4 separate regions of the Mus musculus genome follow, and regions 1, 3 and 4 are each linked to region 2. Evidence: chromatin loops called from intact Hi-C (ENCODE). Cell type or tissue: heart. All regions are shown on one strand.

Region 1 (8,000 bases), 68 kb after region 2:
CTTTACATGTTAGATGGGATTCCTTTCTTCCCTTGACAATAGCTTGCTTTCCATCAGAGAAGCAAGCATTGCTTTCATGAACAAAACCCAGAAGAACAATATTTATAGGCTGTGGGAGCCTATCTAATAACCATCGTAGGATATCCTAGGAAATGTGACCCCACACAGACAGGTTCAGCAGGAGCATCCACTTATGCTGATTTCAAATTACAGAATAAATATAGTCCATGTCCTTATATGAGGAACACTATACAATACAAACACTGTCTTCAACACTCAACATACATTCTTCCAATAGCTGTTTGTCACATCAGCAACCAAGAAAAGCATTGGGCATTCTCTGCTGAAGGAAGGCAAGTGCTGGCGAGCCTAGTGGTGCCATAGCTGGTGTTCTGAAACCTAAACATAACTTGGACAGCCTTGCAAAAACAGAATAGCCCAGTGGGCACGACGTCTTTCAGGCAGGTTTAGATATAGAAGCAAAGCTACTGTTGGTCTCTCCGACCCTTAGGGAGTTCAAAGAGCATTGTATTAAAAAGGAGAGGGCAGAGCCAATCTCCCTGTTATTTCAGTTCTTAGGAAGATTAGTCATGGTCCAAAATGTGAACCAGAAATGATTTGAGAGTTTGGGAAGGAAATGACTCAACCAGTATAAAATGTTACAAAATAATCAATCAGTCAGACCTCACATTCTCCTACATTTAGGCACAGAAATGCAACTATCAAAAGACTAGATATAAACTACCATTCTTATCCTAGACTAGGAAAATCTATGTAGCTAAGAGCAGCTGCCTTAAACAGAAAGGTGATCATGAAGAAAATACAAGAGCTTTGCCTTGGGAAGGACTCCTGGGGTCATCTTGTCAGTTCCCTGCCTTTGTGATGGGGAACAAGACAAAGGTAATTACTCTCACCCAGCCCACCTCAATAAAGAAAGAAAATACATTTTAAGGGTTGGGAAAGTAAACTTTAAATATATATTTAGATACATTCTGTGGATAGAAAAATCTAAGTATGTACAAATATGATTAGCCCGAGTTTAACAAGATTGCTGGGTATAAAAGTGACATGCAAAAAAAGTTTCCATTGATATATGATCAATATACATATTATCAATGAGTACTGAGAAAAAGAAAAAATTTTAAGTAATCATTTATATTTGCAGCAAAAGTATGTATAGTGGTTTGAATATGCTTGACCCAGGAAGTGGCACTATTAGGAGGTATGGCCTTGTTGGAGGAAATGTGTCATCGTGGGGGTGGACTTTAAGACCCTCTTCCTAGCCACATGGGAGACATTCTTCTCCTGGTTGCCTTCCAATTATGATACAGAACTCTCAGCTCCTTGTCCGTGTGGACATTCCTGGATGCTGCCATGCTCAGTACTATGATGATAATGGACTAAAGCTCTGAAACTATAAGTCAGCCCCAATTAAATGTTTGTCTTTATCAGAGTAGCCTTGGTCACAGTGTCTCCTCATAGCAATGGAAACCCTAAGACAGTATGTACCCAAACTTATCCTGCATGTGTATAAAATGATTAGATTTTAAGAGCAGACACTAGACAATGTTTTTTTGTGTGAATATTCCATGTAGTATGCATCCATGAATATAGTACACCTCCCTGCGTTCTACTGTTATTGTAAAGAGGTTAGCTTCTCCACGTTTTATATAGGTTCAGTGCATCCCAGAGATTATGTATAGCATTTTGAATGATTTCATGGGAAATGTAATGCATTCAGCATTTTTAAGTTCTATCATGTCCATATCTAATCATGTTACAGGGGTCTACCAGCCACATGGAAACTGCCACATCTTTGAAAGGTCCAGGATTCGGATTTTCCATTTGTTTTCTGAGCAGTGTGATGAACCTAATTTTCTTGGGAACCCATACATCAGCAATGGCCCAGAAGCGTGGATGCTGAGAGATCACTGCAGCCCTAGGCTGGTGCATGACATGCATGCCCCGCACACCGCCAGGGAGGATGACCCTAAGATGGCAACTAGATCATCTGCTTCCACCCTCTGTCCTTTCTGCTCCTTCCCCATCTCCTTCATTGCTACCCATCTTCCTCCTTTCCTCTTTCTTTTACGTTCTTTCCTTGTCCCTCTGTCCCTCCATCCTTGTCCCTCTCTCCCCATCCCTGTCCCTCTGTCCCCATCTTTGTCCCACTTTCTCTTCTTCACCTCTCTGCTTTTCAGTCCTGTTCTCAGCAGCCTTCCTGATCTATTCTATCTCTCGCTCTTAGTCAGATGACCTGGTAGTAAAGAATCAAGACATTTTAGCTTCCCAGTCCCTCCCTCCCCCTAGAAACTAGCTTGAACTAGTTTTGGTTACCTCCCAGAAGTTTCCCCAGAGATCCTCCTCTCTGCTCTGCAGCCACTGCCAATTCTCCCACTGCCCACAGAGCCCTGTGTTCCACTGCTGGCCCAGATGCTCCTGGGCTGCCCTGGGAACTCTTTCTAAAGCCATAGCCCAGGAAGAGACCATCTTCTGACTTCTAAATTTATCTCTCCTCAGCTCCACAAACAAAGCTTCCCTTGCTCCTTCCTGAACCCCAAGACAGAAACACAGATTTTTGGCTGCCCTTCTTTCCACCCCAGAGAAGGGATGGTTTTGCAATAAGGGGCATTGGAAGATTGTCGTCCGCCAGGAATGCAGAGATTTTTTTTTTTCTTTCTTCACAGTCTGGGCTGATTTGACCTGATTGACAGGAGAGAGAGTGCCTGTGGGAGGACAGGAGGGAAGAGGACTATGATGGGGAGGCTGGGATGGGGAAGAGGGAGGTTCAGGTGAAGGAAAGACCAAGTTCCAGAGTCTTAGAACTGGAAAAGGAAAGGAATCCTGCAGACCCCAACACATGAACGCCACACAGTTTTAGCAGTGGACCCATGAGCTTGGAGACTCGAGGAAGTCTGCTCCTGTCCAGGGTTAGCTAACAGAACCCAGACTAGCCAGCAGGTCTGACCCCACCCTGGCCCAGCAACACCTCCTCCTTTATTCAAGGCAAAGAAAGTTGACAGTCTTGGCAGCAAAATGAAATTGTGTGATTTATGAGGAATTCTGAGTTATCTTCCAGTTGACAGTCTCTGGAGCTCGCACAAGCCCACACTTTTGTGGGGGCAGCATTTAATGAAACAAACACATGAGTTATTCGTCTTTCATTAGGGATGACATGCAGAAAATTCATATCAGAATGAAAGCCGGGATCCTGGCCAGGATGCGTGGTCCTGTGGTCAAGACCACGTGGGCAAGCAGGGAGGGAGCACCTATCTGGAGATGAGAAGACGGAGAGGGGCTGATGCCTTCAAGCACATGCCGCGGTGAGTTGTCTTAAATAAGTCCCTTGGATGCTAGGGCTCAGTGTCACACACAAGAAAGCTGAGGCTCAGAAGAGCAGCCTCAGTCACCCATCAAGTTAGTGCCTGAGCCAGGAGTCAAGGCCTGGCCCTCTCTGACTCAGCTTCACTAAGTCATCTGTGTGGAAAAGCGAGGCCAGCTGTGCAGGGCTTGGGGTCCAACTGTGTAGATGAAGCTCTCTCAGAGTGGGGCCCAAGCTGCAGGCATTTAGTCTAGATGAATGATCTGAAGCTAAGGAGCCTGGAGCTGCCAATAGGAGGCTAAGACTTCAGTGGTCAGCCAGGTCCAGCTAGATCACAGATGAGCCTGTAAACTCTAGGGAGATATGCATGCCTGTGGCTTTAATCCTCAGCCTATAGAGTCTAGGGAAATATCTGTGGCCTGTGGCTCTGCATGGCCTGTGGCTTTGGCCCGCTCCCATTTCCAGGTCTTCCGGCCTTTTGGCATCTGAACTGGGAAGCCCTGTGAGAACCCCCGCCCCCATCTCAAATGAGCTACTGTAGGGATGGGGCTCAGAACCTGCGCCTTAAAATGGTACCTCTACCTCTCTTGCCCCCCACTCTTCAAAGCTTGGCTGTAGTATTTTTTTATTTAACAATAACTATCACTCAATATTGTTCAGAAGCTTAAAACAATATTATAGTTACTACCAGCTACATAATAAATAACGCATGTTGACTCCACTACTCTAAGCCCTTCAGTGCATCAACTGACTTGGCCCTCAGGACAGCCGTTCTACATACTGCAGTCATGATCCCATTTTACCTATAGGAAACAAGTACTCTGAGAGGTGAGCTGTCTGGCCAGGCCACACAGCAAATGATTGGCAGATTCACCTTCTGAACCCAAGTTACTGAATATATACTCCTAAGCCCACTCATGCCTGTGGAACTAAGGACTGAGAAGGTAGCTGTCACTCAGCAGAAGGGAGTGATGGGTCCTTCCTTGTCTCCTTCAGGCCTGGGTGTTCCTGGTGTGCCTCAGGATTCGCTTTAGGGTTTGCTTATATGGAGGATTCTGAAAGCCAGGAGAAATCTGGGGTTGGAAGGGCAGCAAGGGGGTGCTCCCTCGATCCCGGCACCCCCTCCCCTCCCTCAGCCCTCCTTCCTTTTAGGGTTTGGCAAACACCAATTCATTTGAGACCTCTTGTGCAGCTGGAAACAATGCAAGTTTATTTTGGCACTGGAGAGAGGGCCGACTCCTCTGCTCTGGACGCCTCTGTGGGAAGAGGGGTAGGGAATGTGGCCTGGCCACTGTCGGTTCCCGTTTCTCTCCCAGACGCATACATGGCGCTGTCAGGGCCGTGTGTGGAGCCCTGAGAAGGAACTGAAAGAAGAGCTTGCCGTCAGACAGATCCTAAGGTTTGTCCTTCCTACCCCAGGGCTCACCTCCAAAAAGAATTCCAACAGAGGCCATGATCTGCAGGCAACCCGACAGAAAGCTCTCAGCCCGTTTCCTCCCCAGCCCTGGCACATGCCCACCTGTGTATTTGGTTTCCGACACTAAATGTCTGTAGTCAATGTGGGGAATAAAGTCACACTGAGCTACAAGGAGTGACCAGTGTCCCCTGGTCCATGCCCCAGTGGCTGGGATCCAGGGTCTGCCCACATCGGGGGCCACAGCAGAAGTACGTTTGCACCCTACTACATAGCTCAAAGTCCCCCACAGCTCCCTCACCCACAGCCTGGTTTTGCCATTTTTACAAACATGGAAACGATGACCCAGAGAGAGTAAACAGTCAGTGCCTCTCACAGAGTGGGTAGGTCAGTGGTGGAACCAGGATGTGCTTTGAGTTGAGCCTCTGTCTGTCCCCAGTTCTAGGACTTCCTTCCTCAGTACTTGGGCTACAAGTTCATCCTTTGTCTGAGTGCCTCTCCGTTCTCTGAGGAAAGCTCGTGTGCAAAGCTTCTGAGGGTGGGGTGAGCTAATCTTTGTCCCCTTGTCATTTCTACCCATGAATCACATGAGACCTAAACCTAACTTCAGGCAGAGAGGAAAAATTCCCTATCTCTGCACTTGGCCGTGACTACTTTTCCAAGACTAAGACCAGTGGAGTGTGGGAGCCCAGCCTTGCCTCTCACTTCCTAGCTGCGGGATGTGTGGGCACATTTCTCAGTGCTTTGGGACCACCATCAAAGGGGAAGGATTACGTCGTCCTCCGTGCTGGGTGGTTAAGGATCTGGAAAGAGCATGTCTGGAACCCTTCACCCACGGCCTACATGCAATCGGCCAGCCAGTGGTGTCTGCCATAGCCTCACGAGCCTCACCAAGCCCTGGTTTCTCCTTTCCTGGGTGGGCATTACAGACTACAGTTCCTTCCATTTCTTCCTTCATCAGAAGTGGGTGTTCCTGAGTTTGGGGGAGCAGGTGATGACAGGCTGAGAGGGCTCTGTACGCCACGGCACAGCACAGCTACCCTGGTTAGCTAAGCAGCATCCTGGCTCCTCATCTTCCCACCCTTCCACTACGGTTGGCAAGACTGTCTGCTTTTCTCTTCAGAAGCCTACTCTCTTGTACCTGGGCTCCTGTGAGCCTTTTAATGGGGGTGGGGGGGGGACAAACAAACAAATAAATAAACAAAAAACCTTAACTAAAGATAATGTTGGGGCTCAGAAAATACTCCAGAGCATGAAGCTTTGGTGCACCAAGGACTTTGAACTAAAGGACTGGGGCCTCTTCAGCCTCTGCTTCTGTGTCTCCTTTCTCCCCCCCCCCCACTCCCCCCTGCCCCCCCCTTCCCCCCCCCCCATCCTGGAGGGAAAGAAGCTCTCTGGGGCATTGTCTGTGAGGGAGATTTTCTTCAGGGGAGTTGCAGTTTTCATGGTTTCCTCTCTAGTCCCTCACTGAACTCAAAAGAAAAGGGGACCAGAGATCAGACAGCTTGCCCACAGAGACCTGCTTCAAGTAACCTTCTATTCTAGAATCTTTGCTCGCCCTGAAGCACTTCTCTTCTCCCCGTTCCCTAGAATCCCAAGCCCCTAGTTGAGACTTCTCTGTAATCCAGCATGACGTTTAAACTTTAGCCACCTGCCCCCCACTTTTTTTAAAATAAAAAAAATTTTAAAAATGATTTATTTGTATTTTATGTGTGTGGGTATTTTGCCCATTTGCATGCTGTGTATGGCATTCCAGAAAAGAGCATTGGATCCTCTGGACCTGAAGTTACAGATGGTGTGAGTGACCTTCTGAGTGCTGGGATCTAAATTCAGTTCTCTGTAAGAACAGCAAGTCCTCTTAACTGAAGAGCCCCCTCTGCAGCCTCCACCTGGCCTGTTTGATGTATTACAAAGTTTTGACACCTGTGCCTTTTCTCCTGTCAATTTACTGTCTGTTTTTATCTTAGCAGATTCAACCAGAACAATCTCTGAAGGCACCCAACATTAGAAAAAAAAAAGGAAAAGAAAAACCTTTGTCATTATACAGTCACATACAGTCACATGCACCCAGGGTCAGCTTCAAACCCTCAACCTGAGAAGAGAGATTCGAACCCCTAACATGAGCATCAGTGGTGAAACTCAAGAGATACCGAGGGCAGAGAGGCAGCACACATTCACACATTCTCAAAGAGAGCCAAGGCGTGAGTGTACAGACCACTAGTACCTGCAGGGACCGCAGCTAGGAGTGAAGCGAGGAATCTGTGGGAAGGTGGCCCTCGACTCAGCCTCAAGTGCAGGGGACTTTTAGCAAGCAATATGCAGAACCTGCCATCTGCTTGGGGGGTCTCTGCCTGTTCTTGGAAACTGTCTTTCCTTCTAGATCCTCTCCCCCTGATCCCCAACAACCCCAGCAGGCTGTGAGGTGGGGGAGGGGCTTGAGAACCCTTTGCAGCCCGAGCTCCTTTTGACAGCAACAGCGCAGATGCTCAGCTGACCATCTCCACGCCTCTCCTGGGCTTCACTGGGCCATTCCTCAGGTTATCCAACAAAGACATTGAGAGCCTAGGGAAGCTAGCTTGGGAACAGAGCCAAGACATTTGAGTTTGGACTCCAGTTGTAAACCTGCTTTCTCTGCAGACACCTCCTCAGATGAACAGGGTACAGAGTGAAGCCGGGAGGCAGCAGGTGCGCCACCGTGGGGACTGTGACGGGGCAGGCTCAGTGAGAAAAATGACAGATGGCTAGATGGGTTGATCTAGGGATTACTAAATCAGCAAGCTCTCCTTCTCCAGCCCCCAGCAGGCCCTTCTTGGATCTCTGTCCAGGAACTCCTAGCCCACCCCTAGGAAGCAGGAGGAACTGGGCCCGGTGCCGCCCACAGCCTCTGCCTCCAGGGGACTCTTTGAATAGGAGACACACGCACTTGGAGTGAGTTCCCACCCAGGGAGAGGCTGAAACACTTAGGGTTCCTATTTAAAGCCTCCTCCCATTCATCATTTCAGCACCAACCAACAATTAAACCTGATTCAGTCAACGCTGACAACACCGTCGGCCTGTTGCTGACTATTTAAAACTCTGTCCTGGCCTCTGGGGCCTTTAGAACCAGGACTGTTTGTCCTGCCAGGAACACAGCCCCACCCACCTGATCTTGAGATTCCCAAGGACATATGCAGGGTATAGGGTCTACCCCAGCAGCCCTGGCTGCAACTCTCTCTACCTAGCTCACTGTGGGGGTGGGGGCTTTGAGAGGCTGGGGGTGGGAAG
Region 2 (8,000 bases):
TGCAGATGGAGTCAGCTACCGTGAGTGCAAATACCAAGCACAGCACTGAGGAGGAGCTCACTGCACATATGGGGAAGGAGCTCGCTGCACACATGGGGGAGGAGCTCGATGCACACATGGGGGAGGAGCTCACAGAACACATTGGGGAGGAGCTCACTGCACACATGGAGGAGGAGGAGCTCAGCACATATAGGGGAGGAGCTCGCTGCATACATGGGGGAGGAGCTCACTGCACACATGGAGGAGGAGGAGCTCACAGCACACATGGGGGAGGAGCTCACTGCACACACGGAGGAGGAGGAGCTCACAGCACATATAGGGGAGGAGCTCACTGTACACATGGGGGAGGAGCTCACTGCACACATGGGGGAGGAGCTCACTGCACACATGGGGGAGGAGCTCACTGCACACATGGGGGAGGAGCTCACTGTACACATGGAGGAGGAGGAGGAGCTCACTGCACACATGGGGGAGGAGCTTGCTGCATACATGGGGGAGGAGCTCACTGCACACATGGAGGAGGAGGAGAAGCTCACTGCACAAATGGGGGAGGAGCTCGCTGCACACATGGGGGAGGAGCTCACAGCACACAAGGAGGAGGAGTTGCTCGCTGCACACATGGGGGAGGAGGAGCTCACAGCACACATGGGGGAGGAGCTCACTGCACACATGGGGGAGGAGCTCACTGCACACATGGAGGAGGAGGAGGAGGAGCTCACTGCACACACGGCTGTGCTTTCTGGGCATCCCTTCTTTGTACCCCTCGCAAGCCCTCACAAATCCCACACGCTCTCAGGAGATTTGGAGAATAATGTTCAGGAAGTGTACAGGTCAAGGATAAAGTTGGAAAAGATTTATGCAATAAATATGCAGATGAGAAGAAACTGTTCTCGGGAGATGTAGAAAAATGAATTTGATTCAGGGGTGATGGCAAAGGTCTGTGTTTGTATTTCCTTTCTCCATTCATTCAAAATTGGATCTCCCCAAGAGGAGGGGACAGAAGGTCTCATCTCGTTGAGTGTGGAGCTGCAAAGCTCTGTGCCAATACACCTGGTATTTATTCATGCCAGCTGGGAGAGGAGCTCGGTTCTCAGTGTTTTACTACTGTGGTTTCCTGGGCTGGGCAGCTGGGTGCCTAATAATGATAAAAACCATAATAATACTTCATAATTATGCACTGCCCTCTGCCAGACTTGGATTTAATTACAAAGACTATGATGGAACTGGCAACAGCTTGTTCCCTGTTGGGGTGCAATACCCAAGGGCTTGGAAACACAAAGTGAAGTGGCCACTGAGACCTCCTGCAGGGCCTGTCCTGGCAATGCACCCACAGTTCTTCGGGTTTGAGGCTTGCCATGTGAAACAAAGGGTACTTCTAAATTGACCACGTGTGCTTGGCACTGCCGAGTAAGGAGTACACATGAAGCAAATGCTGTCATGCGTGGAGTACAACATCATGGAATTCTAGGTCTAGAAGGCACCAAGCCAGGTGAATCCATTCATTCATCATCCTGTCTTCTACCTCTAAACATCCCCACTACCACACTCAGCGTGTGAGCCTTGCCTTCTGCGTTGGGCTAGGGCTGCTCTTGTGGTAGCCTGACTCGAGCATCAGGGCACTCACGATTCAATGAACACTCACGGTGAGCATCTATTCTGAGCCGAGGCACTGTACAGGCACAGAGATGGATAGCATTACCCCTGCTGGACATGGTGGCTCATAGCTGTAATCTCTGCACTCAAGAGGATGAGACAGGAAGACCAGCATGAGTTTTAGGGCTACAGAGTAGCTAACAAACAAACTCTTCAGTGTCCCCCGTGATCCTGATCCGAGGCAAGAACAGCTTACCATCTATGTGGAGGATTCTCACTTAGGCATCAGAGATAGAAACAGGACACACCCTGAGCAGATGAAGGAGAACAACCCAAGAGCAGGTGAGAACCTGGGCAGTCCCCTCTGAGGAGAAGCAAGAGGCAGGCAGGGCACCTGCAGTGAGAAGCCCAGGAACAACTCAGAGGTCCTGCTAGCTTCTCCTGTTTTGGTTTTTGGAACGCATGTCACTCCTGGCTTACCGAGTTATTAATTTACTCGCATATGGTTTGTGTTGCCCCATCAGCAACCTTGTCAGTTTTGTTGACCATTACATCTTGAGCTAATACTAAAATGCTGAATAAATATTGGCCTAATGATTAAATGGCACAAGGGAGGAAGCGAAGGTGGCAAAATGGAGAGACGGCGCTTAGCTCATACGATCAGTGGTCAGTGTGACACCATGAGAAGTGTGTCGGTCAGGTTTACAGCACTGCAATGATGAGCGTAGGAAGGCTAGCTGCCTTTCTCATAGAAAGACTGACAAGTTCACTGCCCAGGGGATGCAAGGCCAAGAAGGGCTGGGCCCTCCTACAACAATGAGCAACCAAGAAAATGCTGACAGACACATCCAAGAGCCAAGCTGATCAAGGTAGTCCTCCATGTGAGCTTCCTTTCAGATAATGCTGAGGTGTGTCAGGCTAACAGCTAAAGCTCACTAGAAGAGGGCAGAGCCTGTAGAACAAAACTGCTCGCATCCTGCACAGGAAGTGAAGCAAAAGGATGAGGGTCTCACAACTCACTATAACCCCCCTCCATGACCTAAAGCTTCCCACTAGCCTCTCTGTCTTTTAAAGGGTACACCACCTTCATGCCAAGGACCAAGAGTAATTCATAGGCCTGTGAAGAACATCCCAGGTCCAAATTATAGCAGATAGGGAGATGCTGGAGCAGTAAGAAAGTGGAGAGAGGCTTGTTCTCTGGTTCCAAGAGCTCTGGAGAGAAAGCTAATGTGGTACTGTAAAACAATACAAGGAACAGAGGAGGAGAAGGCTTGGGGAAGTTCGGAAAGTATGGGTTCCAATGTGGAACTTACTCCAATAGACAAGTAGAGCGGCTAAAAGCTGCTTAGGAATGCAGATCTGGCCCTCACTGACCGGACGCCGGACGTCCATCCGTGATTCTATCTGAATGGCTAGATCATCTCCTGTGCACTGTGTGCCTTCCAAATAAGAGGGCTGAGGGCCAGAACCTGCTACTCTCAAGGAGTCAAAGAGAACAGACAGTTGAAAAATAACTGAGAAAGCAATCTGAGGGTGTACAATGTTAAGAAAGGTAGGGTGGGGCTGAAAAGAGTCTAAGAAAAGCCTTCAAGAAAAAGGTAGTCTGCCGGTCCCACTGCAAAGCATTAAAGACTAAAGGTGGTCAAAAATCTCAATATTCAGCAGGTTGAAGTAGGAGCACCATTACCTAGAAGACAGCTTGGGCTACATATTGCGTTCCAAATCATGCTAGGCTATACAGTGAGACTGTTTCAAACAAACCGGACTAAGGTGTGTGTGACCCTATGTGTATGCCGCTGATAGAAGGACCACTTTGGGGAGATACGCAGGGGGAACAGACTACTGTATTTGAATCATGAAGTAAACAAGTCTTTTTGTCTGAGCACCGGAAAGTAGTATGTCTAAGAAGTGGCCAGTTAGCTTACGAGTGGTAACCACGGTTCTACACTTGATCTTAGCCAAAAGGCCAAGAAGCGGTGGTAACCACGGTTCTAAAGGGGCAGCTGAGGAGTCTCGCGGGTATCACAACCCCCCATTCACTTCTCTGTCCTTGCTGTCATTTCCACGGCCGGGGCGATCCACATAAAATGCAAGCAAAGAGAGGAAGCGACAACACCCCTCCCCTCGTGTATGACTCATCTTCGTGGCAGCTGAGAGCCTGGATAGGAAGAGTTGAATTCAATGAGGTGCCCGGTTTCCCGTTGAATATTGGAATTCAGTGACTCGGATGGCTCCATGCTGAAGGGAGCTAGGGAGACTCATTCACATTTTTTTCCTACCCGGCACTCGCAACCTCCATTCAGCATTTTCCCCTTGGTCTCCCTAACGGAGCCCAAAGGAACAAAGCTACTCCCCACCCGCACCTCGGGTTGACCTTCCACCCGAGCGCCCACCCCTAGCCCGTTCCACGGCCACGTGACCCTCTCCAGCCTCCTAGCCTCCCGGGCCTCTCCCCCTCCCCTCCAGTCCGAGCCCGCTTGGCCCCGCCCACCCCGCCCACGTGTCAGCCTCTCTCCCACCTGACTGGCTCCTCCCTCTTCGGCCGAACCCGGCCGCTTGTCTCAGCTGCCCGACTCCAAAATGGCAGCCGCGCACAGCACGCACCAGCGCGGCCGGACCTCCTTAACTCGCCGGCCTCCCCTCTTTAGCTCCCAGCCTCCCTCCTCCGGCCTTCACCTACCCGCCTCTGGATTGGCCGCCGGGAGTCCCGCCCACCTGGAGCCCCGCCTGCCATTGGTCACGGTAGGCTGCCCTTCAGAGAGGCGTGGCCCAGCCCGCCCCCCACCCCGGGAGGTATTTTCCATTCCGGTGGGGGGCTGGGGGGGCGGGGGGAGGGGAGAGGGTGACGAGGGGGAGGCGGCCGGGAAGGGGTGGGGGCTGGCGGGGGCATCCGGCCGAGCTGGGGTCCCCGGGCTCCGTCCGGAGGAAGCGAGGCTGCGCCGCCGGCCCGGCAGGAGCGGAGGACGGGACGCGCGGGCGGTCGCGCTCGCCCTGTCGCTGACTGCGCTGCCCCGGCCCATCCTTGCCTGGCCGCAGGTGCCCTGGATGAGGCCGCCGCGCGTGTCCCGGCCGCTGAGTGTCCCCCGCGGTCGCCCGGCGCCTGCCCTCAAGCGGCCGCCTCTCCTTGCCCGGGTCCCCGTTTTCCCCCGGCGCAGTCCTCCTCCGGTGGGCGCCTCCGCACCTCGGCGCAGGCGGCACGGCCCTCGGGCCGGGATGGATCCGCCGGGAAGAGGAAGACAAGCCGGGGCGTTGAGCCCCTGCGCACGGTGCCGCCGCGCGTAGTGGGAGCTTACTCGCAGTAGGCTCTCGGTACGTCTCGGAGGAATTGCTTTTCGGTGGGAGTCGGGACACCTAAGGGGAAGAAGGGGTCGTCTGGGGCCGATAGGAGGGCATTCGTCATCGGGGTCGTGGTGGGTCGAGACTGGGTGGGGGAGGTCGTCGGTGCCCACTGCCAAGGGTAGAGGGGGTCCAGGCAGGTCACCTAAGAGCTCCATAGCTCCGACCTGAGGGTCCTCAAGGGCGACGATAAAAGGTCTACCGGGACGTGAAGGAAGGACCGGGGAGCGTGGATGCGGGAAAAGACTGGAGCATCTCTGGGGGGTTTAACCTGGGGTGGTTATTACAGGATGCGGAGGCGGCCGCAAGGAAGACCCCGCTCCAAGTCCTTGAGCTTTTAATAAATGGTTCTTTGGTGCTGGGACTTGGGCATTCGAGTAGCTGAAGCGGAGTGAGTTTGTGGAGAGGGAGTTGCATTGACAGAAGGATGCTGAGGAACAACGTGAATACCCTTGGTTTGGTTCTCAACTTTGAAGGCTATGGGGGTCAGCCACGAGCTTTTGGCATTTTTTTATTTTGGTGTTCCAAGCAAAAGGTGGCTGGCTGCTGGACTTCGTCAGTGATTCCTTATTTTAAATTGTATGTATATATTTGATGGGGTTGGGCAGTTACCAGTTCTCCTGGACATTCTTCCAACTACACCTTGACATTCTTACAGCAGCTTCTCATCTACACCGGAGGCCTGCTCCTTTCAAAGTTAACACTAGGCTAGACTGTCCTATTACGATTTACTGACATTTATCCTAGAAGACGATTAAGTCATGCTTGCTTTTAACTGTTTCTTTACAGGGCCGTGTAAAATTGAACTGCATGTTCTATAGAAGTTTAAAAATGGTTTCTCTTTAAGGAATGAAATGAAAAAGATGCTGGTGTTAGAAGGCTCTGCTAAAATGAGCTCGAGTGTTCTAACAGTTGGGAATTTAGTCAAATGCGTACTTTAATCTTAATAGTCTCTCGGATTCATAGTCCCTTTTTGAAATCGGCCTAGCAACGGAAGGAAGACACAGCAGGAAGCGGTGACTGTTGTCTGGAGTTCACCTTTGTGATTGTCCTGCAGGGATGTTACCTTTTTCATGTCTGTGGACTAGAAAGAGTAAGCTGAGAATTGCACAGCTAGTCTGTAGTCTCCTGTTAAACTCACACCTGTATTACTAATTTCATACATTTGTTGAGTTTCCTATGGCTTACAAAATGAAAACTCACTTGATTAGGGAGTCCTTAACATTTAGGGGGAAAAAAAATCTGAAGGCTACTTTGCTGGCTAATTAAAACATTTCTGCAAAAAAGTGCTAATATTTTTAATGGTTCTTCCCAGTTCTTGAAAAAGTAGTGGTTAATTATATATTTTTCTTCTTATTGTCCTTGAATTTTACCGTTTGTCCTTAGGGAGAATGTACTGGCATACAAAACAGCAGCTTAAAATATTGAAACATAACACCTTTTGACATTATAATGGCTTCTGCATGATTCACCTTGAGAATCATCTCTGGCGAGCCAGCAGTGGTGGGCTTTCCCTTCCTCTTCAGTTGGGAGTGGGCTGGCTGTCTCCTATTGTGGGCCTACAGCAAAACAGTTTACTGGCTGTGAAGTAATGGTGATAACTTTCACAAAAAGAGAATGAGAGGCCGATGAGTCATTTCTTTCCGAGCTGGAAGAGTAGAAGGTAGAGATGGTTATCCTGTGGATCGGGAATCGAGGCCCAGAGCTTCTGAAGGGACTGAGTTGCTGGTTGCTTTGGAGCAGGATTGGAGGGCCTGACCCTAGCTAGAGTGGCGTCCACTTAGTCTTCTACTTTATCCCATCCATCGTGATTGTTTCTGAAGACACCTAGTGCCAGCGATAAATGATTTCCGGGTTATTGTGATACTGTTCCGTTGTAATGATGGGGAACTTTGAGTGCTTTCTACACGAAGTGATACAGAACTGCATAAGCTTTTATTTGAAGTTAAAGACAATTATTAGCATTATTAGTGAAAATGCTAAGTTTCTTCTCATTGCAAAGAGACAAAACTGTCACCCAGATTAAAATATTGCATGAGCATCTTAGATGAAGCAAGTGTTCTATTTTGGGCTAAAATTAATTGAGGCTTTTAGAATGCAAAAGGGTTTTTGTATTTTAAGTGAATTGTGTGAGAATTATTTTCTAATTGTGGGATTTTCTTATGTCGAAGTAGATTTCAGTTCCTCTAAAAGGAAGTAGACTTACATAATTATGAAAATATAATTTATGCCATAGTTGTAACAGAGACAGGAGTTGTATTTCAGCCACTTAACACGCAGCTGCCCTGGTTGGGTGTGGTGCCCAAGTAATCAATACTCACAGCACTTGGGAGGCAGAGGCAGGATAGGTGCTAGTTAAGGGGCAGCCAAGGGCTACATAGTAAAATCCTGTCTCAGACGAAAAGAAAAGACAAAGGAAGTAGCTACCTTAAGGCATGTTGGTGAGGATTAACTGTGCCTAGCACATAGAGAGGGCACAATAAATACTAGACATTATTTTCTGTGTTCCATTAGGTTTAATTATGATGTATGCCTTTCTTTTTTCCCTCCTTGGTGCTAATGCTTTCTTTCAGGCTATAATAAAACAAAACACAAAACAAAAAAACCCAAAGCCCTGGATGAGTACACAAATGGAACCATCACTACCTGACTGGACATTTAGTGGAGAGGACAGGCTTACCTTAGACTTTAATTAGATCTCCATGTCAAGTTAATGTGTCCATTTCTCTGAGTGGTGGGGGACGTTTAGGCAGTGCTACCCCAAAAGTGCTCCTTTGGCAGGTTTCTGGATGGTTCCTCCACGTGCACACAGAGAGCAGCTGTGAGAAGCTGTCCTTGTGTGCAGGGGAACATGTAAAGAAATCTGTTGATGAAATAAACAGTTACTACAGCTTCCTTAAGGCCCCGATCTCTCCTGTCTGGATCTGTGAGAGGATGGCTACCTCCCAATCACTGCAGAGTGTCACATACTCTGAAGATGCTACATAGCTTTGGGGGCTCTTCTTGGAGGTTCTTTCTATCTGTGTGAGACGACAGTCTTTGTTCTGAAGTGCATCCCCCTTCCACCCTCC
Region 3 (8,000 bases), 96 kb after region 2:
CATCATAGACGCCTGGGACTGAAAGAGGCAAGTTGGCCTGCCTCCCAAGCCATCCCTTCTCTGCTAGGTCTCTGAAGAGTTGAGTGTTGGCTTACTGGACAATTCCAATAGGCTCCACCCAACAACCACCTAGCAACAGCTTACATCATCATCTGCCTCCAGGTGCAAGCCAGGCATCTAAGAAGAGCGATGCTTGCTACCCCAACTCTCTATCTCTGTCTCTATCCTTTCCCAGTAAATCTTATTTATACTAGGCCTGTTGCATGGTGTGATTGCTCAGAGGGACATCTTGGCAGGGCCCACCGAGAGTTGTAGCACTTTACAAAGAATAACAACTAGCAAGAGGAGAAGGGGAAAGCTGCTGGGGGCAGGGGGTGGGGGCAGTGAAAGAGACGTGGACAGCAGAGGCAAGAGGAAATGCTGACTGGAGGGTCTTCCCCAGCATGGTGAGGTAATGGCAACCCTGTTAGGTCTCACACCTGGGACAAACGGACAAATGGCTGAGGGGGCCCGTTTAATATATCAAAGCAGACCTGGCTTCCAGGTTCTCTCAGCATCTCTCAGACCCTGGTACAGCAGGCACACCTGGCTGGCACACTCTGCCCCCTACCCTAAACTTCTCCAGTTCAGGCACTGAGCTGCCCTTTTCCCAGCTGCCCTTCTGTAGAAAATCTAACCGTTGTGGTTACCTGGTCTTTCTTCATCTACTTTCTTGGCTAGTCTTTTGGCCCAGGCTGCCCCTCTTAGTCAGCAACTGCCCCTCCCCTCTCCCCTCTCTTTCCCTCTCCCCCCTCTCCCCTTTCACACCCCTGTTCTCCCCTCTCCTCACTTTGCCTAGCCCAGTCAGGTCACATTCTTTCGACACTCCTAGATGTCACTGCCTCTGACTTTGTCTTCCACATATCTACAATAAACTTTCTCCTTTACCATATCTCAGACCAGTCATGTCCTTTCCTTTTTATTATTTTTTCATTCAAACCTAAAGTGTGGATAAGGTCAAACAGGGGAGGCAGCCCCAGCCCAGGGCTGATGGAGAACTGGAGTCAGCTTTGCCCTCACCACAAGGCAGCTGGTGGAGCTTGTCTTGGACACACTCCTGCTTAGATGTTTCTTGAAACATTTCCACCCCCATTCTGCTGACCTCTTCCACCTGGAACTCCTCTTCCTAGGACAGTGGATGCCATTAAGCGTTCTGTACCTATGTGGTGGCTCAGAATCCCTGGCCTTCTGTGTCCTGTGAGGACATATTCAGACCGATGAGGCAGAGCAGAGGCACAGTCCTGGAGCCTCCCACCTCATCTGTCCTGTGTACGTGGAAGGTCACACCAGAGCTAAGTCCAAAAGGGCTCCAAAGGAACTAAGTGGTCTGTGTCTCAAGCCATCTAGACTTTCAGATCAGCCAGGTCCTACAAGCCAATCCCACAATTTAACAGGGAAACCAAGGACCAGAAAGGCAAGGGTAGGAGCCCACGGCCACATGACTCGCCTCTCCTCAGTTTCTCTCTGCCTGGTGGCCCCATCTCTCAGCTCTAGTGCCCACTGAGCCAGCATCTCACATATGACCACAATTACCATGCGCTGGGCCTGAGCCCAGCCACTCTGCAAGCATATTCAGGCTTGGCTCCTGGCCAAGTTTCCATCTCAGTAGAAAAATGAAAAGGGTTCAAGGGCTACATGTTAATCCCAAACACAAGCAAGAGGGAAAGGGCCAGCCACTATCTCCCAAGGCAGCCTCAATCTGCCAAGAACTTTCTAGATCTCCCCAGGAGGCAGAGCAGCCTGGCCAACTGGGAATAGGCTGGGTTTTGGCAGTAAACCTGCCTCTGTGGCCCAAGACAGGACTCAGCTGGTGAGACTTGGCTGGTGGTCCCTCAACAGCCCCTCCTTCTGAAGTGAGTCCTGCCTGTGTTGTTTGCACAGTCCCTGTGGGTGTCCTCTTGCCCTGTGCTTCAGCATTCCCTGTCTTCTGCCACAGAGGTAGAAACTAAGGAACAGGCCTGGAGCCAGCCGGCCACCGAGCGGGAGAGGTGGGCAGGAACTGATACACAGTTGCTCTCCTAACACTTTTCAGCTTGGTGAAACAGCCTGGAGCCTGCTTGCTCTTCTCCTGCCACGGTGATCCAGTGTCTGATGAGATGTCTGGCTCCCTCTGCCCCACACCTTGATGCATGGCCTTGGTAGGGCTGGCTCCACATTCACTCTGGCGCCCTTTGATATCCCGATCTCCTGTCCTGAGGCTTCCAGACTGTTTCCCCAGCCTGTCCTTTGTCTAGAATGAGACTCCCTCTTTTCTCCCAGACCTGAGCTATACCTAACACACCTCTGCCAATTGATACATCCCCGACTGGTGGTACCTTCAGTAGCATCTGTGCAAACTACCCTTTGGGGCCTTATATAGTCAAATGCTTATTAGGAAAGCCACTGCCCTGTGCCTTGGGGGTCAAAGAGTTAACATTCAGATAAAACCGCTAACGTCCTGTGATGGCTAAGAACCAAATAGATGACAGCAGCCACCAATTAATTAGCAAGGGAAAGAGGGAGCTGTGCCCCCATACATACACACACACACACATACACTTCACACACACACACACACACACACACACACACAGATACATATACACACATACACATGTACACACACACATACACATGTACACACACATACACTTACACACACACAGATACATATACACACATACACACACGTACACATGTACACACATACACACACATACACACACATACACACATACACTTACACACACACAGATACATATACACACATACACACACATACATACACACATACACACACATACACACACATACACATATACACACACACATACACACACACATACACATATACACACACACATACACACACACATACACATATACACACACACATACACACACATATACACACACATAAACATACATACACACACACACACGCACACATGCGCACACACACATACACATAGACATACACATATACATACAGATACACACACATATACATACACACACACATATACACAAACACATACACACACATACATACACATACACACACACATATACACACACACATACATACACATACACACAGACACACACACACACACACACACACACACATACACCCCATAGGGGCAATGACTTTTGATTGCTAATACCCCTGAGGAGAATACAATTCCTCAGAAAACAAGGTTTGTTTGAGACAAATGTGCTTATTTACATAGCTTCTAGCCTGGCCGAGGCAGGCCTAGGGCCTGCAGCCAGGCCTCTAAGCCACAGGGTGATCTCCAACTTCGGGACTCACAGGCTTCCGGGACAGGCCTAGCAGCCTTGGTTTTGCGGCCAGCTGCCGGAGCCAGGAGGTTGGCCTAGGTCTCCCCAGAGGCCTTGTGAGCAGTCAGGCCCTTGGGGAAATGCCTTTGAAACACAGGGCTGTTATCTCAGTTTTAATCTTGCATGTCACCGCCAAGCAGAGCCTTCTCCTAAGCAAGAGGAGCTGGGAACTGTGGGGGTGGAGGCTGGCTTGGAAATGAAGCATTATTCTCAAAAGGTCATCTCTCTCTCTCTCTCTCTCTCTCTCTCTCTCTCTCTGCCTCTCTCTCTCTCTCTCTCTCCTGTTTTTTTTCCCTACCTTCAAAAAGGAATGATTATTTTGTGTTTAAGCCAATCTTGATTTTTCAAAGAACTTAAGAAAAAAGGGAAAAAAAGTTTTTCTAGATCTAATAATAAAAAAACTTGGGGCTGGAAAGACAGAAAGAAAATGTCTGTCTCAAGCTGGGTCCCTCCTAGGTGCACACCTGAGCCCACAGGGGCAGGCTGGCCCATGACCACTCAGCCTGGCTAAGCTGCCAACAGCCCTGGACTATCCCGAGACACTTCCCACCCAGGCCCAGCCACTTCCCCACTGCCAGGGTGGAAAGGGATATAGCCAAGATACCTAAAGTGCCAGTGATTTGGGCCCCTCTGGAATTTGGGGGAAGGTCACCCCAGAACACCCAGGAGTGCTGATTCTACTGTGTACTGGGTAGGGTCTTCCAAAGCAGCCATTGGGTCTCCTTCTGACCAAGTGAAACCCTGTCCTTCTGTTTCCTATTTAAAGTAAACGCTGGGGGAGGGGTGCTGGGGGAGGGGCAGCGAGAAAAGCTTGTCCCTCTCTGTCACCACCCCCACCTATCCAAACAACTAGTCTCAATTCCCCAAGCTGAGGCTAAGGTGGCTGAGTGGGAGGCCAGGGAACACCTGTGGTAGACATGGCTGGTCTCCAAGAACCCCTCTGGCTCTGCCCAGCTGCAGGCTGTGACGTCAGACCCAGAGGGTGGGAGTGGCACCATCCCCTGCTGTACACTTATTGCACTCCGGGCTCTGAACAGCCCTGACTGTTCAATATAACTCTTTTTTCTTTCTTTCTTTCTTTAGACACTAGAGCCAGAGATAAGGAACAGACAAGGGGAGAAGGCTAAGGAGGCCTGGGAACCAAAGCTGGGCCCAGGGAGAAAAGTCAGCCCTGTAGGCAGCCATCCAAGCTGATTGGCACATGGGCACATGCAGCCACATATGTGGGGACTCCTCACCTTGCTTTACACACCGGTTCAGGAGCTAGAGCCTCACTCACTCCCCCAGCCACCAGCTCACTGTTCTGGAAAGTCAGTGTCCACACCAAGGCCACAGAGAGGAAGACAGCCAGAGCTAACACCTTCACCAGGGCTCATGAAGCGGCCGCTCTACTGTGTGCAGCCTCTCGGCACTCAGTAACTACCTGCAGAAAGTGTTCTGCTGTCTATCTAACCCCTGCAGTGAGCTGAAACCCTAGCCAGGACCAACTCCCCAGGGACAGAATCTCAGAAGCAGAGAGGACAACCAGGCGTCTCGAAGCGCCAGGTGGCTTCTCTCTTCCCCACGTTTCACTCCATCCACCAAGTCTGGAGACAATGGAAAGGTCTGGGCTGTGGGTTCGAGAGAGGCTTAGATGGATTGTTAGGACATGGGATTTATTATAAGAGCTGTTCCTGCAATGGGTAGACAGATCACAGCATGGCCCGGGCACCTGCGACAAACACATCCAGGCAGTGGCTCCGAAGAGTGGAAATCAGGGCCTATGTGACAGAAGTACGAGTCTTTCTATTGTCTCTCTGGGAACTGGGGAGGTTTCATAGCCCAGCCTGTAGCCAGGCCCTCTGATTCCCAGGCAGCAGTCAGAGGAGAGGGTGGACATCAGGACACATGGCCACCAGACCCCGCTTTGATGTAAACTCATTTCTCCAGGTGAGAGGTCCTGGCTCCTGGGAGTCTGTAAGCTAAGGACTCATAGGCAATGTCTCCGTGGGATGCTTGTCACACCTACAAGCGGAAAGCGGGGGCTGTGTGTGTACTGAGGCTTGAGCAATCGCTGCACCCTCACACGGCATTCTCACACTGATGAGCTGTTTGTGTGACCCGCCCCAAGACACCATTGGCACAAGGCTGACAGCCGGCAGAGCATGCTAGAGTCTAGAACCTTGCCGCAGCTGAGTCTAGAACCAGTGCTCTGGAAATCAGAATGCCAGGCTCTAGTTAGAGCCAGTTCAGGAGAGGCTGGTGTATCTACTGTGGCTGCTCTACACCTGCACCGTAGCCAGCCTTCCCTGGATAAGACCATCGAGGGATGCTGTGATGATGGGGGGCTAGCCTCAGATTCCTATCCTGTGTGGAAAGGAAGCTAATTTCTTGACTTCTTCTGGCTTTCCAGTCCCCTCTGCCAACTGAAGAGCCCAAGATCTCACATTATTGTTCCCCCTTGAGTAGCATTGCCCAACAGAAACATAACATAAGCCATATGAGTTGTGATCACAATTTACTTGTGTCCTAAACCTTGCTAACTCAATTCAATATATTCAATACATCCTGAATTATTGTTCAGCAATTCATAGAAATCACTAATGTGGTATTTTTTTATACTGAGTACAAGAGTTTCCTTCAGCTTCTAAAATGAAGTACCACAAACTGGGTAGATTAAAACAATAGAATTAGGCCAGGTGGTGATGGTGCGCGCCTTTCATCCCCGCTCTTAGGAGGTAGAGGCAGGCAGATCTCTATGAGTTCCAGGCTAGCCTGGTCTACAAAGCAAGTTCCAGGACAGCCAAGACTACACACAGACCCTGTCTCAAAAAACAAACAAATAAAACAAAACAGAATCATCTCATATTGAGACTGAATGTCAGAAATCAAGATGTGGGTCTAGCCATGTTTCTCCCTCTGAATGCTTCAGAGCAGCCTCCCTACTCCTCAAATCCTCATCTAGCTTCTGAGAGTAGGGACAATCCACGCTATTCCTTGGCTTGTGGCTGCCAATCTCTCCAGTCTTTACCTCTCCTTTCAAGTGGGCTCCTTCCTGTGGGTATCTCTGCATTAACATGGCTTCTTGCAAGAAAGACAGTCTCTGTTTGTGGGCCTTGGGGTGGGGCTAGAGGTAAAAAGACACAGTTGAAATTAATTTTAAAGCCATAGTTTAATCTAACCCAGTATGTCTAGAAATGATCGTTTCAACATGCAATCTTGGATGCATAGAAAATCATTATTGTACTGTTTTTATTTATTTTTTCCTAAGTCTTTTTTAAAAACTCCCACATTTGACGCTTACAGCAGCTCGCTCACATGTGAAGTGTTTCGTGTGCACATGGTGTTATTGACCATCTCAATGGAAGGCCATGAAGTTAGAAAAACATGAGGCAAGGGTTCTGACACCTTCTTGGGGACACCCCTTTGGAGGCCCACAGACCGACCCAAGAGGGTAGAGGTTGGTAGCTTCCTGATCTCAGAATTCTTGGCTTCGGATGGATGTCGTCTCTTGTACTGGGGAGGTGGGGGCAGTATATTCAGATAAGACAAGGTCATGGGACTGCTGTGTTAAACCTAAGGACAGAATTACACTCATTCAGTTAAAAAACAAAAACAAAAACAAACAAACAAACAAACAAACAAACAAAACGCTGAGTACTTCCCCTTACCTTTTCCCAGGAGTCGCTGTTCTCGGGAAGCTGGTCCTAAGTACCTGGGCTCAGAAAAAAAGACAATGTCCACTAAAGGCACTCGACAATCTAAGGCACCCACCTCCCCAACCAAAACAGGTTGATTTCAGGAGGACTCAGCCAGCATCTTTGTCCCCACCCAGTAAAATGGATGGGTCATATGACTAGGGACCATCTCTTTTCCTGTACTGCTCCTGTAGCCAGACACGTCACAGGGACTTCTTTAGATATGTAAGTCACGCTGGCCTCGGGCTCATTCTCTTCCCTTTGGGGATGACTTCCCCCTTTGTCTGCTTGATTTCTGTGTGACAATTTTATGGTCAGCTCTCAGTGAGCCACCTCATCCTCCAAATAGTGGGCTCCCTCATTCTGCTCCCCTGAATGACCCCGGGACCTGTCTTATCGACCTCTGAACCCTGCAGAGAACAAAGGCAAAGCTCTCAACCGTCCCCTGGAGTGCACGTGGGATTGGAGCAGGGGCACCCTCTATCCAGCCTGGCCTCCCCAGGCTCCAGTGACAGTGCTCTCAAGCCTGGCAGCAAGACAGCAGTTCACTCTTACAAACTCCGTCAGATGTTCCCCTGTGTAGAAAGTGACACAGCAGCAGCAGCAGAGAGATTGTGGCCTTGAAGATCCTGTGCTGCTGCTGGTCCCTCAAAGCTGCAGACATCATCCCTGCCTCTACCCCCCCTCCACACACACACACACACACACACACACACATCTTGAGAGCTTTCTGATTCTTTTCTGCGGCACATGGACCTCTTGAAAAGTGACTCAGCCTTACATAAGAGATGGGAATTTGAGGGGGACAAGAAGAGTGATGACTCATTGCCTTGAAATTTCCAGTGGATTACACATGTTTTCTTAGATGATTTAAAGGAATTCATTGTCAATGATAGTCCAAGAAAGTGTTTCAGGAGGCAGATTGGAGTGAAGATCTTGAGTCAGAACAGGAAAGAATATTTG
Region 4 (8,000 bases), 140 kb before region 2:
CATTAAGGTCCAACGACTTTTAAGAACTCGACACCATGTTTAAGCCATTAGTACCTCAGCTCAAAATTCGGTACAATGTATGTTACCAGAAAAAGGGATGCAGACGGGAAGGCAAGAGTGTGTAGGAAGGGGAAGCACAGGTCTGATACGTGGCCAGAGGCTGTGACTTGTCAGTAGAGTGCGGGTGGCAGGAGACACCTCCGTGCTTATGTGGCTCCATCTGAAGACAGGGACAGTGTGGAAGGAGACAATCGTTTTACTTCCTTATTGATCACTTCTCAGAATGAGCTTCAGGGAGGGAAGGGAGACACCACAGAGGTTTGGAGTGAGCCTGGGCTCCATCTTGTCTACCTCCACACTGGACCTGACACACACATCTCCCATTGAAGCTGTCATTTCCACTGCACCTTCGGAAGACCTAGGGACTCGGCTGAGCAGCAACCAAGATGTGATGGATGCCTCTCCGGCAGAGATTCTCCTTCTTAACTGCTGTCTATCACGTCAGAATTACAGAATCTAGTCAGAATGAAGGCTGGGCCTCGGAAGTAAAGGCTGAAGACATCCAAAGGGTCCCAACCCCTTCTCACGATGATGGTTTTATGAATGGAGTATAGCCCCAGTGTTAGGTAAAAGCCACCCAGCATTTCACTGGCTACCCTGACTGGCTTAAGGATGAAGTGAATTTAAATTATCAGATGAAGTCTAAGGCTTTAGTTTAATTAGTCAAGGAAAACCTGCTGGTCAGAGTGGCAAACAGAAGATGTAAACCCTCCTCAGGCTGTTACCAAACTCCATGGATACTGTCATGTGACCATTCTTGAGCCTCACTCTCTTCTTCATGCTCATGGCAATCCATTGCTTGCTCTTACACACTCTCTCCCCAACTCTGCCTGACCTTAGCTCTAGTCTCCAAACCCATACCCTAGGCCCTGAGTGGCCTCAAGTGACAGGCCGAGATCTGTCATTTTCCTTATCTGCTATCTTTGCTGTTTTGTCATGGAACACACAGCAAGTAGCATGAGCTTGGAAGCGCACCTTTCAAACCCTAGCCCTGCTACTCAGCTGGGAGACTGAGCAAGGTTCTGACTGTCTTTGTGTGTTTCTTACCTTGGCTATCATGCGAACACGATAAGAGTCAGAATTCCTTTGGTTATCAGAGGCTAAAAACTAACTTCAACTCATTCGGCAAAAAGGAGAGCTGAAATAGTTCAATCTGCCCATCTGAAGGAGCCAGTAAGGACTCAGGGACAGGAGGGTCACAAACTTAAAAGGGGGGTGGGGACTCAGGCAGGATGTGTAAGAGGAAAGCCTCCAGTCAAAGCGCCTGATGGCAGACGTGAGGCAAATGGTGCTGACCTAGGCAGATGGACTAATAGCTGTCTACGAGTCCACGAGTCTTATCTTGCAGAGTCATTTCAGAAATAAAGTAAGATTATCTCCATCGCTGACCACCAAGTACTGAGTGACACACAGGTACCGCACACAGCAGCACGCGGCCAATCACTCCCTTGTTCACCATGCCCTTGCTTTTAGGACCTCTGCTCACCTACATGATGCCTTTGTCTCTTGCTATCGAGATGGAGATACGTTCTCTGAATGTACGCAGCCCAGCGGGATAAGGTTTGACAAATAACCTGTCCACTTCAGATGATCCGAATGCCCGAGAAGTTCTGCGCTGCCCTTCCTCGGCCAGCATGCACTGTCTGCTTTCCCCAGGCCTCTTCCTATGACCTCAGAGCCCCAGGCCAATCATACCGTAACTTTGCAAATCCTTCCACAGCACACCCACAGCTATGCGCTGCTGCCTCCCCGGCTCCTCCAGAAGTCTGTTCTTTATTCCCTCCCACAGTACTGATTACATTATGTAGCAACTATCTGTTTTCCCATCAGCTCCTTCCCGCTCCCCCTCTAGTGACTGTGACTTGCCAGCTCGATGTCCCCTGCCCAGGAAGAAAGCCTGGCTTCTAGTCGACCTCAATTCATGCTTGTTAAGTGGAATATTGAATGAGGAGGAGGAAGGAAGGAGTAGAGGAAAAAGAGAAGGCGGCCTAGACGGGCTCACTGTTCTCACACAGACCTGTGTCTGTTTCAGTGTTCACAGTTCAAACAAAAGGAAAAGAGCAGAGGCCTCTGGGATGCCCAGAAACAAAGTTGTTTCCTGTGCCCGAGTCCTTGACATTTGAGAACTGTTTTTGGTTTTGTTCTGTTTTACCACTTGGGCATTCTCTTTTTTGCCCATGGGAAACTGAGGGTCTTGCAGAGGTCTAACTATTCCAGTTGAAGAGTGCATGGACTGTCAAGGCAGTGTTCTAGAGTGGGCCCGCCCCGCCCCCACATCCACCAGGTGTGACTGTCCCCAGAGCTCTAATATTCTTGGCAGTCTGTCTGGCATCACTGTGGGCCAAGGGAATGAGGTCACTGTCGCCAATGAAGTCACCACCACATGATTCATCCCACATCAGTCCCCAACTCGGAGTGTACTCTGAGAGTCTCAGAGCTTCTCACAAGCCATCCAGGACCCGGGGTCCCTGTAAGATGAGCTCACATTTTTTTTTTTTTTTAAAGCAGAAAACAGGCCTAGAGAAAGGCAGCCAGCCATGCTACTAACTTGTGGTGCTTGGACCAAGTTCAGCTTTCCGGCAGAGCTGGCTCCTACAGCTCTTTAACCTTTCCACATTTCCTCCTTTCAGAATACTAGTCTTCGCAAACACAGCCAGAGCTAATGGTGATGCAAGCAGCAAACCTTGCTCTCTTCTCCTTCACGGGAAAGTGTCAAGACCTGACTTCAAGATAGTGTGGTGCCTTTCCTAACCTTTCAGAATGTATGAAGTAACTTTCAGATTTATTAGTGTAGTCAATGCAAGTACCTCCACTCGAATGCAATGGACAGGGTATGGAGAGATGTTCCCCTACGTTCACAAGGAACGTTAAATACTATTTGAAATCTTCCTGGTCGAATTGAAATCAGGATTATGACTTGAAAACTGGCGTCCAGGGTTCGTGGAAGTGAAATGAGGGCATCACAGTAGGCATCTCCCCAGGTGGCCCTTGAACACCGGGAGTGACAGGGAACCTTTTGGTAACCACTTCACTGGTCCCAGTTTCCCCCACCTAAATCCCGGGGGCAAGGGTATGAGTGACCCACGCACCTCTCAACACAGCATTTTCTACCACTATGAATTGGTGAGAGGAAAGGACTTCCCTGTCAGCAAGCTTGGGGGTAGGCTGCGGTGTGGGGTCAGTCAGCGCAGAGTGAGCCTTCGAACCAAGACCGTACATTTAAAGCAGCACTCGGCCACACAACTAACTGGCCCTGGCCAGACAAGTGTTTCCGGACTTGCCAGACAGAGGCGCAGGGTTGGTCCTGAATCACTGGCCAAGTCTCAGAGCGCGAGGCTACATCATACCTCAGGGATCACAATTGAATACTTTTGGAGAGACGCTTGGAAGCGAAAGGAAGCCTCGGACGATGTCGCCTCCAGGGGGAGCACAAATAACATCTGTGGTCTCCTGACAAGGGCTCGCCCCTTTGTGGCTGGTTGGGGGTGCAATATGCTGCATCTCTTAGTCACCGATTTCATAGAAAATGACTCAAGCTCGTGCTGCGAAAAGCGTGGGGTAGTGATGCTGAGGAGCAAGCAATAAGCCAGAAGTCTCAGTTTTCCAGTTCCGAGACCCACCACCCTCCCAGCCTCCGCACACCTTTCTAATTATTGTTATTAATTATATTTATAACCCTCTTGGCCGCTGTTCCTGATTTCTAGTTGCGTGGAGCACTTGCAGGCCGACGAGATGGCTCCTGCCTTCCAGGCAGAATTTAAATATACACATCTGTATAATGTTGCAGAATTGCGTCACCGTGGAAGTCGTCGTGATTCCCCGAAAGGCCTTCACGTCTCCTCCGGGCACCGGGGCCTGCGGACGCTTCCGGGCTTTGGCCGCACTTTCGCGAGGAGCCCTGGGCTCCTTCCTAGCGGCTGCCCAAGAGCCCCTCCCCCAGCCCCCATCCTCCCGGATACAGGGCGCCTCCTCCTCGGCCTCCGCGCCCGACTCCCAGGGAGTCAAGCTTGGGTGAGCGGCAGGAGCGCACGGCGGGCGCGGGCGCGGGGCGCGCCGCACTCCGGAGCCGCCCGGACCGCCCTCCCCCACCCCCCTTCACCGGCCCAGGAGGGCGGGGGCCGGAGCGGCGCGGGGCGGGCAGAGCCGCCTGGCCCCTCCCCTCCGCCGCCCTCCCCAAAGTTGCCGACTCCCCTGGGGCCGGACGGTCTTATGATCCGGCGGATCCTCCTGGGGAGGCCGGGCCGGGGAGCGGGTTCGGGCGCCGAGCGGCGGGGCCAGCAGGCGGGCGCGGCGAGCCGGGCCAGGGCGGGGAGCGGGGCAGAGATCGAAGCGGCGGCGGCTGCGCCCCGGGCCCGCCGCACCTTCTCCTCCGGTCAGGGGAACCGCTGCATGGGGCCGGGAGGGCGGCCCTGCTGCGCCGAGCGGCGGCGACGGCGGACCCCCCAAGCGGGCTGGGGCTGAGCCCGGGGCCAGGGCGGGGGCTCCGGGGGGACCATGCCCCGAGGCCGGCCGGCCGCAGCATGGCTCACGGGCCCGGCGCGCTGATGCTGAAGTGCGTGGTGGTCGGCGACGGGGCGGTGGGCAAGACGTGCCTGCTCATGAGCTATGCCAACGACGCCTTCCCCGAGGAGTACGTGCCCACTGTCTTCGACCACTACGCAGGTACGCCTCTGCCCTGCTGACTAAGGGGCTGATCCCCGGCTGGGAACTTTGGAGCAACTTTGGCTGAGCCCCCTGGCTTGCCTCCCCTGAGCGTGCTCCCCTCCCCCGCCGTGCCCTCTGCCTGGCGGCTTCACCCCCCCCCCCAAGCTGTGCCTCTGGTCACCCCACCCCTCGCAGCAACTCCCACCCCATTCCTATCTCCCCCTTCGCCCCGTCTCCCACACTTTTCAGTCCCCTGAGCGCCCTTCTTGACCTTCCAGCTGCCTCTTCCCTTACTGCCCGAAACCCCTGTAGGGGAAACATCTGGGAACACTAGTAGACGTGGCTACAGGGTTTGGGGGGGGGGGGGAGTGGATGGCAGGGGCCACATTACACCTATATCTCATGCAACTTGGCAGTGAAGTGGACTCGGATAAAAGGGGAATGTTGTCTCCTGGGGAGCACCCACATGCTTCCCAGTATTTGGGAAAGGAGGTTACTGTGGGGAGCCAAAGTGCTAGATCTCAGATCACTGTGAGCTTCTCTCCCCACCCCCCACTTCTGTCCTTGCAGTCAGCGTCACCGTGGGGGGCAAGCAGTACCTCTTGGGACTCTATGACACAGCTGGACAGGTGAGTGTTTTGGCTTCTGGCCGGTTCCCTTACCCCCATCTCTCGCCAATTCTGTGTGGCTGTGGAGGGCCTTTGGAAACTGAGGTGTCTAGGTGGGAGGGTGTGTTTTGGGGGGGGGGGCTGCCTCAAGATCAGGTTGGTTTTTTTTTTCTTAAGTCAGCAAATTAAGGAAACAAACCCAAAAGAAAACGCAGACCAGCGTGAACCCCGCGATGTGAAAAGTTTTTGACTGTATGGGTCTTTACGTGTGTTGCCTGGTGAGTGGGTCCCAACTCCTGTTGCAAAGTGGCAGCAGCCAATGGTAAAGCGTTCTTATTTTTAGTTGCTGATGACCAGGTCTCCCCCTCGCAGCCTCTGTCTGGGCCCTCATTGGTGAGTGGTCTGCCTGCCCGAGGAGCCTGATTGGTGGGAAATGGCATCATCTAAGAGGCTGGGAAGGCGTTTGGTCCTGGTTGTGTTTATTACAACATCATTGCACTCTGGGACTCCAGTCCCTGAAAACGTAATTTGTGGTGTTACCAGAGGAGCACAGGGAAAAAGAAAAGAAACAACAACCGTCAGCCACTCCCTGGGGTTGGGGCGGCAGGGTTAAGAGTTCAGCTGGAGTCTTGGAGGAAGCTTTCTTCCCCCTGGAGGGCCAGGTGACTTTGTGTTTTCTTTGGAGAGATTATGTGCAGAAAGGAAAGGAACGCGTCTTTCTGCAGTCTCTGGCTAGTGCTGGCAAACTGAAGGGTCAGACTGTTCTCCTGTAGGGTTAAGGGGTTTTCTTGGGGGTTCTGTCTCCCTAACCTAGCTCCACTGTCTTGCCAGACCCACTTTCTTTCTTCTGGGGCTGACTAAGGTGATGGTTTCGCAGAATTCAGCTCTGCAGTGTGCTCTGAAGTCTTTGGAAGTTGCTGTGTCTTATGCAGGCTTGAGAGCCCTGAGGATGCGCGAGCCATTGAACGGTGAACAGTGACTCCAGTCTTTGCGCTTTAGTTGTGAACAGGGGGCTGAAGATGGAGGTGGGGTGGGGTGGGGCCCAGGGGGAGAGAAATACCACCAGATACGATATGCTAAATATGTGTTTGATTAGATCTGCCTTTTAGCATCGTACGCTCTCAGATTCTATACTCATGTCTAGAAATATTTTGTGGGTTTTTGGGGAGGTGGGAGAGGCTTGATTTGGCCCCGATTTCTCAACTGTTAGAGCAGTGGTTCTCAGCCTGTCGGGAAGGGATCACTATCAGCTATCCTAAGCATCAAATGTTTACATTAAGAGTCATAACAGTAGCAAAATCACAGTTATGAAATAGCAACAAAATAACTTTATGGTTGGGGGTCACAGCAACAGGAGGAGCTGTGTTAACGGGGAACAGAATAGGAAGGTTGAGGAGCACTGAGTTAGAGGGACATCTGAGAATGGAGACCTGCCAGCAGTGCAAAGGGGAGGACACCCCTTTCACTGAAGTGGCTCAGGCCAGTGCTGTGTGTGTGTGTGTGTGTGTGTGTGTGTGTGTGTGTGATTCTCAACTTCTAGGGCCTGTTTTGGTTATTCTTTAACCCCACCAACACCCCTTTCATCCATTTTGGAGGGCAAGGAGTGGACAGCAGTCAAGTACCTCCGACTTCCGAGCGGTGCTGTTGATAGACAGGGAGTTGACAATAGTTGAAACAGTTTTTGGAGAAGAAAGTTCCCAATTTTTAATTTCTTAATCTACCTCATCTTGTTGTTGCAATGGTCGTGTTTTAAACATGTACTTTACTCAGCAAGCCCACTTAATATTTGCCTTCTGCATAGCAGAGACCGGGGCAACCACATGCACGTGTATGTACATCTAAGCTCACACAGCTTACAAAAGCTTGCTGCCGAGATAAAGGACCCCGTGCCACTCCAGTGGGGTCCTGGGAAGTACCGAGGTGCCCCGGGGTCGGTCAGATTGTTTGTATGCCTGAAGTTTTACAGCCATCCTCTTGGTGGCAGTTGTCTGGGTGTGGATGGGGAGGGTGTGATCAGGGGGTCACACATCACACGATGTTAAGTACCACAGATGAACACTTAGGATTTTGGGCTAACGTTATTGATACTTTCATCTGTAGTACGAAAAGGTAGCCATTATCAGACAAAATGGTAGGGCTGTCATATCATGCTAAGTAGCCATCTGGGGGCGTGCAAAAGAAAACATTGAAGTTATGGGATCACTGCTGCTGGTAGGAGTGTATGTAAGCGTCTGGATCACATGATTGCTCATGTGTCTTATGTATGTTTCTGTGCTGATTGCTAAGACTCTATCTCTCTATAAATATTTTCCAGATTCCTTTTATGATGATAGTAATAATGGTAAACAAATATACATACATACATACATACATACATACATACATACATACATACACTCAGATGTCAGGGATTTTAGGCCAGATAGAAAAAGAGGGACATCTGCGGACTTTGGGACTAAAACACCTTGGGGTCATATCTCTACCTATACTAGGCATGCAATTCTAACTGAATTTATTTACTTTCTCTGTAATAGTAAAATGTGGATAATTAGGATCTCCACTGCAGGGATGTAGGCTGTCTTAAATTCATTAACCTTTGCAAAAACAGTTGGCACGAACAGTTCTTTGTGTATAGTAGGCGTGCAAATGATATTACAAGAAATTACTGTGTTCTGCTATGGACGAGTT

Evidence for each region. Hi-C counts contacts between places; a loop is a spot of excess contacts. Peaks named below come from ENCODE experiments on the same cell type or tissue, not always from the same donor. Only the 100,000 strongest peaks of a DNase experiment are listed, where the experiment ranks them.
Region 1: it touches region 2 in a loop (3-fold over the local background); 6 of 42 quality-filtered maps call a loop at or near these places.
Region 3: it touches region 2 in a loop (3-fold over the local background); 2 of 42 quality-filtered maps call a loop at or near these places.
Region 4: it touches region 2 in a loop (2.2-fold over the local background); 9 of 42 quality-filtered maps call a loop at or near these places.

Annotation. Positions count from the first base shown.
Region 1 is chr17:87,171,627-87,179,626 of GRCm38, forward strand. No RefSeq gene overlaps it. Among named protein-coding and RNA genes, the nearest start is that of C330024C12Rik, 19 kb to the right of the region's middle. In heart, no CTCF peak of the experiment used is centred here; DNase peaks (open chromatin) are centred at 2,485, 3,385, 4,535, 7,725 and 2 weaker places; H3K4me3 peaks cover 309 bases; H3K27ac peaks cover 2,005 bases.
Region 2 is chr17:87,103,146-87,111,145 of GRCm38, forward strand. Socs5 (suppressor of cytokine signaling 5) reads left to right here and starts at 4,534. Exons shown (of 3, transcript NM_019654.2): 1 at 4,534-4,902. It overlaps Gm30510 (a long non-coding RNA gene), which reads right to left and starts at 4,202. Exons shown (of 2, transcript XR_877091.1): 1 at 4,113-4,202. In heart, a CTCF peak has its summit at 4,683; DNase peaks (open chromatin) are centred at 2,966, 3,726 and 4,166; H3K4me3 peaks cover 2,802 bases; H3K27ac peaks cover 2,424 bases.
Region 3 is chr17:87,199,274-87,207,273 of GRCm38, forward strand. It overlaps Gm41647 (a long non-coding RNA gene), which reads right to left and starts at 7,704. Exons shown (of 3, transcript XR_877092.1): 1 at 7,593-7,704; 2 at 7,011-7,054; 3 at 6,748-6,915. In heart, a CTCF peak has its summit at 3,360; DNase peaks (open chromatin) are centred at 1,758, 3,398, 4,178 and 7,678; H3K27ac peaks cover 4,109 bases.
Region 4 is chr17:86,959,026-86,967,025 of GRCm38, forward strand. It overlaps Rhoq (ras homolog family member Q), which reads left to right and starts at 4,086. Exons shown (of 5, transcript NM_145491.2): 1 at 4,086-4,722; 2 at 5,275-5,333. The coding sequence starts at 4,581. It overlaps LOC115488765, which reads left to right. Exons shown (of 3, transcript XM_030250169.1): 3 at 3,848-4,521. The coding sequence ends at 4,521. In heart, a CTCF peak has its summit at 3,477 (motif pointing right); DNase peaks (open chromatin) are centred at 2,416, 3,436, 4,136, 5,706 and 3 weaker places; H3K4me3 peaks cover 3,487 bases; H3K27ac peaks cover 4,343 bases.